2 separate regions of the Homo sapiens genome follow, and region 2 is linked to region 1. Evidence: read pairs that join two places in POLR2A ChIA-PET (ENCODE). Cell type or tissue: OCI-LY7. All regions are shown on one strand. Each heading gives the region's core, and the rest is flanking DNA. Links, peaks and the distances in the headings are about the cores only.

Evidence for each region. ChIA-PET counts read pairs that join two places held together with the same protein. Peaks named below come from ENCODE experiments on the same cell type or tissue, not always from the same donor. Only the 100,000 strongest peaks of a DNase experiment are listed, where the experiment ranks them.
Region 2: POLR2A ChIA-PET joins it to region 1 with 5 read pairs; 3 of 35 experiments call an interaction of 5 or more read pairs at or near these places.

What each region holds. Positions count from the first base shown.
Region 1 is chr5:124,858,909-124,867,031 of GRCh38, reverse strand. No RefSeq gene overlaps it. Among named protein-coding and RNA genes, the nearest start is that of ZNF608, 120 kb to the right of the region's middle. In OCI-LY7, for the core only: no CTCF peak of the experiment used is centred there; no DNase peak of the experiment used is centred there.
Region 2 is chr5:124,541,072-124,549,194 of GRCh38, reverse strand. No RefSeq gene overlaps it. Among named protein-coding and RNA genes, the nearest start is that of LINC01170, 110 kb to the right of the region's middle. In OCI-LY7, for the core only: no CTCF peak of the experiment used is centred there; a DNase peak (open chromatin) is centred at 4,354.

The sequences.
Region 1 (8,123 bases), core at 1,761-6,760:
TCATGAGTATCGAATAAAAACCTGTTTTATCTCTGCCCAAATGAAACCCACAGGGCTCACCCTCCCTCCAGCTCTGCCAGAAGCCCGAGTCCTTCCGGCTGTCAATTAACCACTATCAACTCCTAGATCTGTGTGAGCTGCTGTAGATTTTCTCATCCCAAAACTATGACAGCCCTCATTTGTTAGAGCTGTGTGATGACTTTAAAAATTTCTCAGCAGGAAAGTGTTACCAGCTTTGGGTGTGATGGAAAGAAAAGGGAAGCATGAGGAGCAAGCTGGAGAGAAAGAAAGAGAAAGATAAAAAGGTGTTGGATTACTAAAACTTCATTTCACTCTAAAGATTTCCACACCCAAACAAGAATTCAAACAACATAACGAAAATTGGAGGGAAACGCTAATAAACATAACAACCATAAAAATTAAAAGCAAATTTAAAATATTTAAGCTCTGCTGCAGCCAGAAGCATTAGATTCTTGCTAGTTCTCAAAGAAGGTACACTTCTGCACACTCAACGATGACGGTGCCCGTGTGTCAACACTCGTGGTGGGAGTGGTCAACAAGACTTTGTATGGAAAAGGCTCAACATCTACCCCCGCTCGCCTTTAACATTTCTAAGCTGCTACTATTTCTTGGCCATAAACAGCCTCTTTAGTTATAAGCCAGAAGCCATATCTTTAAAAGTAAGTCTGAGAGAGTTACATTTCATTTTTATTACAAGAAAACGTCATCTTTCAAAGAAAAGCAATGGCAGAGAATGGCAGCTCATGCTAGGGGGCAGGAAATCCTGCTTTTGCCTGACACTCATGGCTCCTTGTTTTAATAACTCATACTATTTCACATAAGCCAACCAAGCATTATTATATTTGAAAACATAAACAGAAGATGGAACAAGCAACATAGTTTTTTTCCAGAGGAAGCATGTTACTATACACAACAGCTCAAGTGTTTTAACAATTGCGTAATTACCAAGATACCCTACAGAGCCCGATCTTTTGACTAGACTGAAGCGTGTTATGTGTGTAAAAATAAAAAAGGCCTCTGTGCAACTTCACCCCATGTTCACCATGCAGTGAGTAAATGGGTGATAAAACAGCAAGTCTCTTAGTCTCTTATTTCTTCTTTTCTTTTTCTTTCTTTCTTCCTTCCTTCCTTTCTTTCTTTCTCTTTCCCTCCCTCCTTTCCTTCCTTCTTTCTTTCCTTCCTTCTTTCTTTTTCTTTCCTTCTTTCTTTCTTTCTTCATCTCATGTTCACCATGCAGTGAGTAAATGGGTGATAGAACAGCAAGTCTCTTAGTCTCTTATTTCTTTTTTCTCTTTTCTTTTTCTCTCTTTCTCTTTTTCTTTCTTTCCTTCCTTCCTTCCTTCCTTCCTTCCTTCCTTCCTTCCTTCCTTCCTTCCTTCTTTCCTTCCTTCTTTCTTTGCTTTTCAGGTGTCACCCAGGTGGGGGTACAGTGGCATGATCATAGCTCATAGCCTCAAACTCCTGGGTTCAAGTGATCCTCCCACCTCAGCCAATGTGGGGATAGAGATGCTCACCACCATACCCAGCTAACTTTTCTCTTTTTTGTAGACACAGGGGTCTCATTATGTTGCTCAGGCTTGTATTGAGCTCCTGGGCTCAAGCAATCCTCCTGCCTCAGCCTTCCAAATAATGCCTGAGATTACTGGTGCAAGCCACCAGGCCTGGCCCTTTATTTCTTCAGCAACGTCTCTGTAAGAAGATCTAGTGGAGACTACAACTTTCCAGTGATTTCATGAAAAATGAAATCATTTTTACCAAGAAGCACTAATGCAAATTCGGAGTTTTGGTTGTTCTTCTTCCTGGATGTGTGAGTATGTGTGTGTGGCAATATACGTAACATAAAACTTACCAATTTTACTATTTTCAAATGTATATTAAACACATTTCAAGTGGTGTTAAGTACATTCACAATGTTGTAGGTACTTCACCACATCCATCTCTAGAACTTTTTCGTCATCCCAAAGAGAAACTCCCCCATTACCCCTTTCCCTACCCACTGGTAACCTCTGCTCTACATCCTGTGTCAATGAATTTGCCATTTTAGGTACCTCACATAAATTAAATTATATAATGTTTGTCCTTCTGTGCCTGGCTTATTTTACTTAGCATGTTTTCAAGATTCATCGACATTGTAGCATGTATCAGAATCACATTTCTGTTTTTAAGGCTAAACATTCATATATATATATATATATATATATATATATATATATATATATATATATATTTGTATGCCACATTTTGTTTATCCATTCATCTGTTGATGGGCATTTGGGTTATTTCCACCTTTTGATTATCATGAATAATGCTGCTATGAACATTGGTGTGTTTGAGTCCCTACTTTCAATTCTTTGGGATATATACCTAGAAGCGGAATTATAAAGTATATACTGTAGTTTTTATGTACAATAATTGTGTTAGCCAGGCCAACACACATGTGTTTCTTTATGTGAGGTAAAAAAATAGAATATAAATTTTACTTAGCAAATATTGGATATTATCATGCTTACATTTCATTTCAACATGGTTTTTTTGTTGTTACTCAAGTATTTGACTAATTATAGGAAGATTTTAAAACTTTAGAAATGGGGGAAGAAACTGAATTCACGCTCTTTCTAATTTTCTTTTAGCAAAAATATAGAGTTTAGGTCTGTCTTAGTCTGTTTTGTGTTGCTATAACAGAATACTTAAAACTGGCCAATTTTTTTTTTTTTTCCGAGATGGAGCCTAGCCCTGTCGCCCAGGCTGGAGCACAGTGGTGCGATCTCGGCTCGCTACAAGCTCCACCTCCCGGGTTCAAGCGATTCTCCTGCCTCAGCCTCCCAAGTAGCTGGGATTACAGATTCACGCCTCCATGCCCAGCTAATTTTTATATTTTTAGTAGAGATGGGGTTTCACCATGTTGGCCAGGCTGGTCTCAAACTCCTGACCTCGTGATCCACCCCCCGCCAGCCTCCCAAAGTGCTGGGATTACAGGCGTGAGCCACCACACCCGGCCTGAAACTGGCTAATTTGTTTTTAAAGATTTATTTAGCTCATGGTTCTGCAGGCTGGGAAGTTCAAGATTGGGCAGCTACATCTGGTGGCTTCTGGTGAATGCCTCATGCTGCATCAGAACATGGCAGAGAAACAAAAGGGGAAGCAGGGCTGGGCACGGTGGTTCACACCTGTAATCCCAGCACTTTGGGAGGCCAAGGCAGGCAGATCACCTGAGGTCTGGAGTTTGAGACCAGCCTGACCAACATGGAGAAACCCCATTGCTACTAAAAATACAAAATTAGCTGGGTGTGGTAGCACATGCCTGTCATCTCAGCTATTCTCGGGAGGCTGAGGCAGGAAAATCGCTTGAACCTTGGAGGCAGAGGTTGCTGTGAGCCAAGATTGTGCCATTGTACTCCAGCCTGGGCAACAAGAGCCAAACTCTGTCTCAAAAAAAAAAAGGGGGGGGGAGGGAAGCAGGCACTTGCCAAAAAGGGCAAACATTAGAGGTGTCCTCACTTTGTAACTACCTGCATTCTTGGTAACTAACCCAGTCCCTTGAGAGTGAGAACTCACTCTTGAGACAAAGGCATTGAGACCTCTTAATGACCTAATTGCTGTTTTTTTTGTTTTTTTATTTTTTTGAGACAGAGTCTTGCTCTGTTGCCCAGGTGGGAGTGCAGTGGCGCGATCTCGGCTCACTGCAAGCTCCACCTCCCAGGTTCATGCCATTCTCCTGCCTCAGCCTCCCAAATAGCTGGGACTACAGGTGCCCGCCACCACGCCCAGCTAATTTTTTTTTTTTTGGTATTTTTAGTAGAGATGGGGTTTCACCATGTTAGCCAGGATGGTCTCCATCTCCTAACCTCGTGATCTGCCCGCCTCGGTCTCCCGAAGTGCTGAGATTACAGGCGTGAGCCACCGTGCCTGGCGCCTAATTGCCTTTTAAAGGTACCACCTCCCAACACTGCCACACTGGGGACCAAGCCTCAACATGAATTTTCGTGGGGACAAATCATATTCAAACAATAGTAAGGTCCAAACTAAAGCACTAACATGGGCAATAAGTATTTTCCTCTGAGTGGTGCATGGAGGAAGAACTTCATGTTTATCAAGAGTTATTATCAGTTGGCAGGGACAGTTGACAAGGTTTCCAACTGCACCCTTCTGTATGCCACTTTTCTCCCTGTAGTGGGAAGATTTTCCACTGCCCACGCAGGGTGTCATTTGGCAAACTGTCCCCCGTTCTTCCTTTTATATTTTTTTCTTTTTAGAGACAAGGTCTTGCTCTGTCACCCAAACTGGAGTACAATGGGATGATCTTCGCTCACTGCAACCTCTACCCCACAGGCTCAAGCAATCCTTCCACCTGAGCCTCCTGAGTAGCTGAGACCACAAGCACATACCACCACAATCAGCCAATTTTTAAGTTTTTTGGAGAGATAAGGTCTCCCTGTGTTGCCCAGGCTGGGCTCAAGTGATCCACCCACATTGGCCTCCCAAAGTGCTAAGATTACAGGCATGAGCCACTACATCTGACCACTGAGCCACCAAGCCCAGCCATCCTTCTTTCCTCCCTACAACCCACTATGCCTTTTGTGAACCAGATAATGCCACTGTTCTGCTCTCAGCTAATGAGAACAGATGGGCACATAATCCAAGGAGGATCAGTCTACAGATTGGCTAGGTGACCAGTGGCCTATGATCCAGGTTTTGGATTGCAAACGTGAACAGAACTAACTGGACTCCTATCTCAGGACATGAGAATCAGAAAACTGTTAATGAATCATGGAGCCACCGAAGAAGTGGGCAAAGATGGTACTAAGAATGCTATGAGATTGTCAGGTTTGGAAAGGACACTGTAAGCCAAAGTTACATGCAAGCTGAAATTATGAGGGAAAAGAGAAAGTCATATATTAGAGAAAAAATGCATCAGATACACAGGGAGAAGTAGATACATCTTGTGAGATGACACAGTCCATGAGGATGATGGCAGAGCTGCTTGCAAGAGCTGCCTTTGTGTCTAAGTCTTGCCATTTCAAGGTCTCTCCATGTATTTCTTTACCAATAAACCCTTTTGTTGAGTTAACTGGAGTAAGTCTCTGTCCCTTGCAGTTTAATAAACCTAATTGAAACTCTCTCTTCTATTGTTTCTTCTTCTATATCTACCATCTTCCAATGTCTCTTATTATCCTTCTAAGCCCCTTTCTTTCTTTTTTCTTCTTTTCTCCCCCATGCCTCATCCCTACCTATGCCTCAGGCATACTGCTAGGGCCCATCCTTATAGAAGACCCTAAAAAATGGAAAAGAAATAACACAGCAGTCTGGATATTTTTTAAGTGGCAACTTTATTGAGATGTGTATCATAATTCAGTATTTTAAAGTATACAATTTAGTGGGTTTTAGTATATTCAGAGTTGTACAGTCATCACAACTGTTTAATTTTAGAACATTTTCATCATCCCAAAAAGAAATCCCATACCCATAAGCAGTCATTCTCCATTTCCTCCTCCCCCTAGTCTCTGAGAACCACCAATCTACTTTCTGTCTCTACAAAGTTGCTTATTCTGGGCATTTCATATAAATACATTATGTACAAAATACAATAATTACAATACATGAGTAGCTTCTTTCACTTAGCATAATGTTTTCAAGGTTTTTCCATGTTGTTGCATGTACGAGTACTTCATTTCATTTCATCATTGAATAATATTCCATTGTATGGGTATACCACATTTTGCTAATTCACTCATATGTTGATAGGCCTTTGGGTTGTTTCCAGTTTGGGGCTGTTATGAATACTCCTGCTGTGAATATCTGCATACAGGTTTTTGTGTAGACATGTTTTCAGTTATCTTTGGTATATACCTAGGAATGGAATCGTTGGGTCATATGGCATAATGCAATATATTTAGTTGTCTTTTTGCTCCCCTTTCCCTTCTGCAGACCTTTGGCAGGTTTTGCAGCTATCACTCTATTATTTTCTTTATATTTTCTTTGCACGTTCCTGTTTTCAGTACATCTTTCCATTTTTCTCTTCTCTCTACTTTTCCTTTTATCTCATTATTTGAGTACATTTTTTAAAAAAACTCATCCTTAAGTAGCTTTCCCTGATGGCTTTTATTATATTTCCTTTACAATATTTTTCTTCTCTCTCCCTGTTGCTGATAATGCTTGAATAAACCCAGCTTCACCTAGAGGGAAATAAGTATCATGTTAGATACTTATTTCCCTCTAGGAATAGAATGACTTGAAGTAGTTCCGTAGAGTAAGAACTTCATAAACAGAAGCACATATTTAAGGGTGCATAGACAGAAGACTACAGTAGCTCATATTTAAATGACCATTGTGGTCATATTTTTATTCCTGTATTTGCCAAGTCTGACCACAAAACTTGATGTTGACCTGCAGTCTCTTCCATCCATCCATCTAAACAAACTGCAAATACAATGTGACTCCCAGGTAATTGCTGCGCTGCTGCTATAGGCTATGTCACCATCAGCAGTACTAACCCTTTGCCTCGGGCACCATATGAACAGTGACAGGCGAATCACCCTGATGAGATGAAGAACTCTAAGTGGATTGAGGGAGGCCTTTGACTCATCCCAGCCCCACAGCTTCCCACTCAGATGTGCTCTTACATTATTCCCACTGTAAACTCAAGTCAGAAGCCGAAAAGCACCAATTTTGCTCAGGGAGATGATTCAGTATTTTTAAAGTTTTTGACTGCTGACCAATTAAAAACCAGATGATACTGTTAACAACCTCTAAATAAGCCACGATTTAGAACCATAGAAGGCACCAAAGCACCTACCAGCCCTCCATGCTCAGTGTGAGTTTGAGAGAAATTCAAAGATAATTACAATGATGAGGAGGATGCTGATGACCTTAGGGATACTGGGCATGACTCACATCATTAACTGGAAAGCAGCAAATTCTGTTTCCTAAATATATCTCCAGTGAGCCTCCTATTTACTCCATTTCAGTATTTTTTTTCAAGATTCTGAAATAGTATCCATTTCCAGTTAATGATTTGACTGCTGCCCAATGTCCCTAAAGCCTTCACCATCATCTTTACCATTGTAATTATCATTGAATGTTTTTATACTCATACTGGGTACGGCTGCATATTAGATGAAGTAATGTGGCTGATTTCACATGTAACTTAAAAAGCATAGTTTCATCCATATTTAGTCAAACCACGTAGTTTATGCTATTGAAAATCTACCATTACTAAGACATTTGTTAACAAGCACTTTGCTAAGCCTTTCAGTCTGTGAATGGGGAAGTTGACACATTTTTCAAAAGGGAAAGCCACACAAGCTCATATTCCTAAAATTCATTAATATCATCATTTTGTAAAAGCCATTGGAGATTTTTCAGGACAAGGAGTGACATAAAGAAGCCTGATCCCCAAATTGGTTGGCATTGCCCTTAACTTACAATTTTGAATACTATTCATTGTGTCAGGCAATAGGACTTTTGAGGGTATGGTGGATACGAACAGTAATGAGTTTTGCTTTTATTTTAATTTTTGTGCTCTTTATTATCCAATATACCAAACCCCTTTCCAAATAAAGAGCTGGTGCCAATATCAGTCAGGGATTTTCTATCCATGAGTGTATTCTTATTCCTGTGTGATCAGACTTCAGAAAGAGTTCTAAAACAAGCAGTGCTGGTGGTGCTGGATTTTAGAGCAGAGATGCTATAAAAAGTGCACATTAGAGAAGTTTTGGATAACACAGCATGATGCAAATTGCTACCATACGCATCACTTACTGGAACCACGCCGATCTCAGCAGAGGGGACAGGAGTGACATCACCAGCACTGTGACTTGAACCACCCTCAGGAAAACACAGCTGATGGGACAGCAATGGTTGTAACAGCACAGAGACCTAGCAATGCACGCCATGTGAGACCAATCAAGAAGCAGTTGCTGGAGTTCTCAGTTTCATTTCTCAAATTTTATAGCTAGACCACATAAAAAAATTTATAAGAGAAGCCTGGGACATTTGGAGGCAATGAAGGGAAGTGGCACACTGAGCATCATTTTATTTTGTTCTTATCAGGTAAGAAATCACCAGAAATGAAAGCTTTCATAGTATCAGCGTTAATAACAAAA
Region 2 (8,123 bases), core at 1,879-6,878, 320 kb after region 1:
TTCTGGGAGACAGACTTTCACAATGGGGATTTGGGAAGTTAAAGCTGTTAGTGCTAAAGAAGTCAAGACAATTTTCAAAGCCTTTCAGCATCATTATAATTAGAGACAGAATTATAGTGAAGTTAGTGGTAATTCAAATTGATCAGCTAGATAGCAGATAATGAATGGTTTGAAACTGGCAAATTTAATGCATATCTACTTGGTGAGTGGATGTGGGTTTCAGTAAACAAAGATAAAACCTGACCACCTAGTTGGCCAAATTTATAAGCCCATGAACCAGTGGAAATGCTACTTATGCAGGTGACAGAGCTTAGCACTGTAGGGTTTTCAGAGAAAATGACATTGGCAGGGCATCCTGTTGAGTTTTCTTACCCCCTGCTAAATGACTTTGATTAAGCATTTAAATGCTACTCTTTCTGCAGAAGATCTTGGGAGAACCTACTAGAACCTCAAGTTGTGTTCTTAAAGTGTCTCCATTTTTATCTAGTTGAGTGTTATTTTTTCATTAGGTGGATCCAGTGTAGCTCACAGGCACTCTGATTTTCCAAGGACTTACATAAGCTTGGGCAGAATTATCTTGGCCCGAAGGATTGAGGTAATGACGGGGTAGTGGTGGAAGTGGGAAGGAGGGAGAGAGAGAGATAGATAGATAGAGAAACCCCAATGAAAGTCCTCTTAGAAGATCATCTGTTTTCCCTCACAAAAGTATTCCTTGTTTCAGATCATTCTTTTGAAATAAAAGAAGATAAAAAGGCAACCTAAATCACAGCTTATTTTCTGTTATGCCATTATTTTATTTTCAAGTCTCTTTTTCTTTGAGCGGGGAGAAAAAAACAAGTCTTATGAAGAAATAAATAGGAGTCAATACAAGTATGGTTGGGAAATTATACATTCAACCTGAAGGATGAAGGTTTGGACTATTGTTACTGGGTTTCCAAGAGCTGTGTTGAGACTTGAATTTCATGGTCAAACTCTTAGCATTTTATAGGACTCAAGAAAAAGATTGGTGTTGAATTCTTCAAAGATTTTAGCTTGAATAAGGTTTAGGTTGGAGCTTCAGCAGGAGCTTGCCAGGGATTGGAGAAAATGCCCCTTGAACCCTATTGCCCATGCATCATTACATCACAGATCTCTCAAGGTGGTGGTGCTGCCACTCATGATGTTGACATGTAGTCTCATTACACATTCTTTGATACAAGAGATCTTGATCTTGGGAGATTTAATATTGTTCCTTTTTGGCTTTAAGGTTTAGGAAGCAATAGATCTAGTTACTTATTGTAATTTCCCAAGCCTTGAAGAAAAAAATTTTTTAAAAAACTAGCAGAAACTGTGGTTTCCTTTTCACTTTCTTGTTTGTAATTCCAGTCATAGGGCTTGTTATAATAAGTAAAAATTCTCTCAAGTTGACATCTTCTATCATACACTATTACTGCTTCAAAATCCATGTATGTATTTTCACCAGAAGTGCTAAACCTTTGAGAGAAGCAGGTCTGACAATTGAGTGTCTGGCTGGAAATCATTTACTATCGATGGTCACTCAGCTCAAGATTGTATCGCTGAAATGACTTAGGAAGAAAAATCAATAATACTCACAGACTGTGCAGTCCTCTTAGAGGATCATCTGTTTTACCTCACAAAAGTATTCTTTGTTCCAGATCATTCTTTTGAAATAAAAGAAGATAAAAAGGCAACCTAAATCACAGCTTACTTTCTGTTATGCCATTATTTTATTTTCAAGTTCTATTTTTTTGAAGGGAAGAAAAAAACAAGTCTCATGAAGAAATAAATAGGAGTCAATACGAGTAAGATGGAAGGCTAACGTGGGTGTGCTTGTATTATAATTTCAATTGCTCAGGTTTTCAACCGAGAGAAAACCTGCCTAGTGTATAATTAATAATATCTCAATTTCAAATTGTTGGATGAAAGATGAACAGTTTTATTCCCATAAAATGGCTTTTGTGAGTGGAGGATTGACTTCACACTCACACATGCATACACACTAACACAAACATACACAGGGCACACATGGGTCACCATCACTTCCATTCTCAGTTAGACATTACACTTTCATTGTTCCTCTAAATTGAATTCTTTTATGTTTTACCCTAGCCTGGACCCGGACCACATTTTGGAACAGCATTCTGGTGAAATGCAGTGGGACTGGGCATGCCTAATCTGGGAGAGGAATGACATAAGTTATTGAAATATAAAATTGAAATCCTCCTGGAGTACATCCACACCAAAAGCTAAGTGAAGGAGTGAGATGGACTGGATTTTCCTTAGTTGCTCAGAAGGAAAAGCACAAATGGCCTACCATCGCAATTGGCCTGGAGCTCTCCTTGGTGCTGAGATAGCACCCGAGGGAGTTTCTCACATGGTGCTGACCTATGTGTGCCTGATGGGTTAGACTAGATCAGTCATTTTCACAGGGGGTTGTGTACCAAAGAGGCATAGGAGGTGGTTTGACAAGGAACAAGGACAAGAAACAGCATGAAATGAGTTTGAGTTTATGGTGAGAACATTATTCCTTTAATAAAGTCCTCATCTTCACCTCCTCACCATCAGTGTTTATGTGACTGTTAGAACCCAGATGATCCCATCTCCTTTCACCTCCCTCATCCTTGTCTTTTTTCTTTATTTATTTTAATGAGATAAAAGCTCTGCGGATGCTTATTCCTTTATCTGGATTTTACCTGCATTTCTGGCTCCTAGCTTTGGAGAATTTCTGCTCTGGTTTTAATTTGAGAGACCTAATGCATATCTTAATAGAAAGTGCAAAGAGATGAATCCATTCTACTCCTTTGGTCTATTTTTAACACCATGGCTGATTTGGTGGCTTTAAGAACTATATTTTTCAATGTGTTAAGCTATCTGAGGAAGCTGAGGGTGTAGATAAGAAAGCTAAAAAAATTTCTTTCTGTATTAAAACAAAGGATATATTTTTTGGTTTTGATGAAACTGGTCTCTATTAGAAGCATATCATGCCTTCAAGAGCTTATTTCAGTAAGGAGGAGGAAACAGGAGTTTCAGATTAAGATTGCAAATGATAAACTGATTGTGGTGTTGGGTGCTAATGCCAATAGAAAGTTAACTGTGCCTGTATATTTGTGAGAGTTGTTATTGTTTTTCTTAGGGCTTTAATGACAAAGTTCCATAGATTTTGTCCCAACACTATTTTCCCCCAAAGCCCTATTATGTACAGCCTGCAGTTTTACAGAATCTATGGCTTTTGTGTGTGTGTTCATGGAGTTATCACAGAAATGGTTGTAAAACATCTTGAATAGTTCAAGTTCATATTCTTGGGCACGAATGTAACCAGTCTTTTGCCAGTACAGAAAAGGCAACTGAAGACAGCACTGCATAGACATGAGGCACTTTGCAAAGTCCAGGGGCCTCCAGTATTCAGCCCATGCCACAAATGCATATGGGCCTAGACACTAGTTATTTTGGCTCATGGACCAGCTGCAGCCTTTGTATTCTCCTTCCTACCCTGTGGGAAAGAGATACTGTTGGTTAAGCTCAAGGACTTACAAACCTTCTAGCCCAGGAGAGTTAGCCCTTGTTCCTTAATACATTTTTTTTTTTTGAGACAGGGTCTTGCTCTGTTGCTCAGGCTAGAGTGCAGCATTGCCATCATGGCTCACTGCAGCCCCAACCTCCTGGACTCCTGGGCTCAAGCAATCCTCCCACCTCATTTTCTTAAGTAGCTAGGACTACATATGTGCACACTACCATGCACAGCTTTTTTTTTTTTTTCTTTTGTAGAGACAGGGACTCACTATGTTGCTTAGGCTGATCTTGAACTCCCGGGTTCGAGCAATCTTCCTGCCTTGGCCTCCTTAATGCATTCTTGGTTGCATTTGAGAACCAAGTCATCTGCTTTTCAGGTGTTGTGCCTTCTGCGTGGTCAATGCTGCCACATCTCTATCTGGACACATCAGGAAAAAAAAGCATTGGAATTTTGGCAAACTTGGCAAGTGTTATGTATGCCCCTCAATTTATACGTGTATTGTGTACTTTGAGTTCTACAATAGAATCTGTTTTTTTTTCCGGGTGAATTGTATGACATTCGCTGGATTACTTCAGCCCTGGGTTTTGGGTCCTAGGAACTGAAATGTAGACAGCATTTTAATCCTAACATCCTTTCCTGGCCTGGCATGTAAAGCACCTGACAGTTACTCTGTTTCTTTCTGTGAAGTCTCAGAATAGTCACCACACCACAGTCCTTCTTCTGGGTTTGGCTTCACTGGACTTGACAAGTAACTGGTGTTCTCTCCAATGGCAGCTGACTCATAGGCTGACTTGTGGTCTAAAAGGAGTGTTGCCTGAGAGTTCAGTTCAGCTCTTGATGAGCTAACCAGCCAACCCTGTCACATTGTCACCTGAGTGGCTTTGAACTTCAGACTCTTGGCATTAGTTGGTTACAGCAGGGGGAGACCAATTAGAGACTCAGCCACAGGGAGAGTAGCTGCATCACCCACTCTCGTGCAGCACCTGAGAGGGCAACAGCAGAAGTTAGCTGCTGAGGGGATAAGATGGTTTGGTAGCTGCTTTTGGTGGCATTGTGTCTTGAATGAAATTCTGGCCTCTGTAAGGCTTGGCTGGGCTTAATTGGGTTGATCTGCTGACTTCCTGGCTTTCCTGTGAATTCTTATCTAATAGTGTGTTTTACCATTTCCTGGCTGAGGGGCTGAGGGTGAGTAGGAGGTGGGGTTTGAGGAAGTTTAAGCCCATTTGTATCTGCGTACAAGTGCAAGGATGTTTCTTTCCATCCTACTTGCTCCCCATGGGGTATCCAAGTCCCTGTCCTTCTTTGAAGCTTATTGAAACTGGGTATGTTGTTGAGACTGACAATATCTTGGGCCAGATTGGCACTGTACTCCCAGAGGTTCACTGAGGATGTACTGCCTGCTCTCACAGCAAGGTTTTTGTGGGGTGCAATGTGGGAAGGAGACGCAGCACAGCTCTTTAGAGAAGGGGGTTGCATTGCTTGTGGGTAAGGACTAGACAGTCTGAAGAGGTGAGCAGTTCCTAGAAGCTGCTTGCTGCTGACAATACGGGGGATATTGAAGGAGGAGAGGCCAGGCAACCCAAGGGACCTGATGTCACTACTGCCTCATGGTCACTCCAAGCCCCTTCTCATGGCAGACCTGTACATGTCCCTCTCCTTTGGTTCCTTCCCTCAGCACCCTTCTTTCCCCACCCTTGGGAAGCCAAGGTGATCTTGGTGTATATGCAGGGGAAGGGGCAGTAGTTCTTATTCCTTTTGCTTTTTCATGTACTTTAATTTCTGGCTCTTCCTCTCAGGATACTAGAACCTTGAAACCCTACCCAGTCAGACTTTATTTTTCTTTACTTTTTAGTGCAGTAACCCTCCCTCGAGGCAGTGAATGCCACGAGCCTTGCTATTTGAATGAGGGAAAGAGAGTCCAGGGAGTGAGGTTGGTAGGGGAGCCTCTACCATAATGAAGAGAGGATAAAAAGAACTCTGGTTAATAAACATGTACAACAAATCCCATGACCTTTTACAAGTAACCCGAGCAAGTCTCTTTTGTGCATCTTGAAGGAGCCTAACATGTATCTTTGAGTCTCTATAGCGCAAAATATTTCCAAACCTCAGCGAGTGGGCCATCTTTTTCAGATAATAGGATAAGTTATAGTACATCTGAGTTACTTGGAAGGCCTTTGAAGTTTAAAACACACCTGTAAAACCGAAATGGAGGAGAATAAATGCAGGCCATTAAACTCTTAAGATATTGATCAAATAATATCTTGAATACCAGGCTTCCATTTAGGATGGATCCAAATATAACAATTTATTCAAGTGGCCAAGTCAAAGAAATAACTTAGGAATGAGCAAAATCAACAGGATAGAATCTCTGATTTGGAGCACAAAAGCAACTGCAGGTTGTGTTAAAATACCTACCAAGCTTTCTCTTGAATACACTCAATTACAGGTGAAGCTCCTAATGAAGATGAACAATTGCAATCAAATGGAGCTAGCTAGTGAAGACCGCAAGGCCAGAGGCTGTGTTTACCAAAGAGGCTTTTGAAAACAACAAAACTACATAATGGTGAAATCTTCCAGTTTTTGTGAAGTGCAATTATGATCATCTGGTAGTAAATGTATTACTCCTTTTGTAGATAGTTGCCATCAAATACACATCTCTTCTGTTCTGCAATTCGAGTCAATTAAATGTTTTATACAAAGAATTCTCAATCAGTCGCTGCACATCTCTGTAAAGTGCCTAAGTTTGCACAGCGAAAGTTTATAGGACACCACACTTCCCAGGAAGGCAGAATTATTTAAGAGGGTTATTATGCTGAGGACAGAAGGGACAAGAATAAAAGGTCATTTGTGTTCCATGGTTACTTACCAGGTAAATATGCAAATAGCAGATGCTACTAAAATTAAATGCATCTGAATGCAATCAGCCATCATAATTATATGTTGCACCAAACTTCTCTAACAACTATGAAGATAGAAGTCGGTTGTTCAGGGAAAGCTTCCCAGAGGAACTGACTTGTAAGGTGAGTACTAATGAATGAGTAGGAGGAAGAGTATTCTACAAGGTAAGGGTAAAGTATTCAGCAACTTAAGGGAAAAAGTGTGGTTCATTCAAAGAGCTGAATATTTAATATGGCTAAATTATGGAGCATATTATGTGTTTGCCTGTGTGTTTGTATGGGTGAGGTGGGCTGGTGTGTGGAGGGATGAAATATAAATACAAGGAGATGTGATCAGAAACACTAGCAAAAGTTGGACCATGAAGAGCCTTGTTGGCAAGAGTTAGGAGTTTAGACTATCCTAATGACAACCAGTGAAAAGGCATTGATAGATTTTAATCTGGAAGAGGATGACATAATTCTGTTTACATTTTGAGAGTATACCTCTCTGGGCTTGTGCAGAATGGACTGGAGATGATGGTGGCCCAAGCTAGGGTTGAAACAAGGAAAGGGAGAAAGGGACAGAGTCAAGTGACATTTAGAAGGAAGACTCAATAGGATTTTGTGATAGATTGAACAGGAGGTGCTAGTTGTAGAGACAAAGTAGGATTTGAGTTTCCTGGATTAGGCAACAGGGGTGTTGGTTGTGGCATTAATTAAGTTGTGAGGAACAGGAGGAGGGAGAGTTGAGGGACATGATTGGTTATAATCCTAGGCTTTAGTCCATTCATCTGAATGGAGCCTCTCACCTAGATGAGGAGGATGGTGTGGGTCTAAGAGACCCTAAAGAGAGGTCCTTAAATGTCTTTTTTTTTTTTTTCTAACAAATCACCCTCATATGGTGGATCATGAGAGCTGAGGAAGTCTTCCTTTTTGTACTTAGTAATTAAGTTCCCAGCATAAAACCTCAGCTAAAACAATCAATGGACCATCCTGTTGCTTCCAATATGGTAGCCCAGGCCACTGCCCTGAGGACAGCCCCAGTGATTGCTCTCTAGCTCTAAGTGTGACAAAACTGCCAACACCATGGCTAGACAGGTTCTTTCAGATCAAAGCCATGGAGAACCCAGTTTACTGGCCAAACTTGCCATGTTGGCAAAGCTGGTTCCACTTTTCTCTTCCCTATGGAGAAGATGGACTAAATTGAACAAATTGTCTCATTTTATTTTTTTCTCTGACTTTGAAAGAGCAATAACTTCAGGGCTGGCACTCCACAAGGGCACCCTACTGAGCCTAGACTGATTCAACCCCCCTCCCTCAGCCCCTTTGTCTCTCTTTCCCAGTGTCCTGACTCTCTCAAAGGGCAGAAATGTTGATCTCGCTTTGTCTTCTAGCTGGTCGTGGGATATATTGATTCCTACTCAGTCCTGTCCCTGCATAGCTGGCAGCAGAGCAGATCTGCTTGGTGATTGTTGATGTGAGCTAATGCCTTGGAGAGGTGTAATGCGGGAAGGCAGGTGTAGTGGAGAAGGAAGCTGTGCCATACACAGCTGTCAGGAGTAGTCTCAAGCAGGCTGATGCTAACAGGTCTTGGAAGTGAAGTGAGAGGAGCAAGGGGCTGCTCAGGGAAGAGCAGGAGTGATGAGTAACCAGGACCTTTGTAGATCTCCATGACACACTGATTGCCTTAAAGGACACGTGGCATAGGGAGGAGTCAGATTTTTCTAGAAACTATT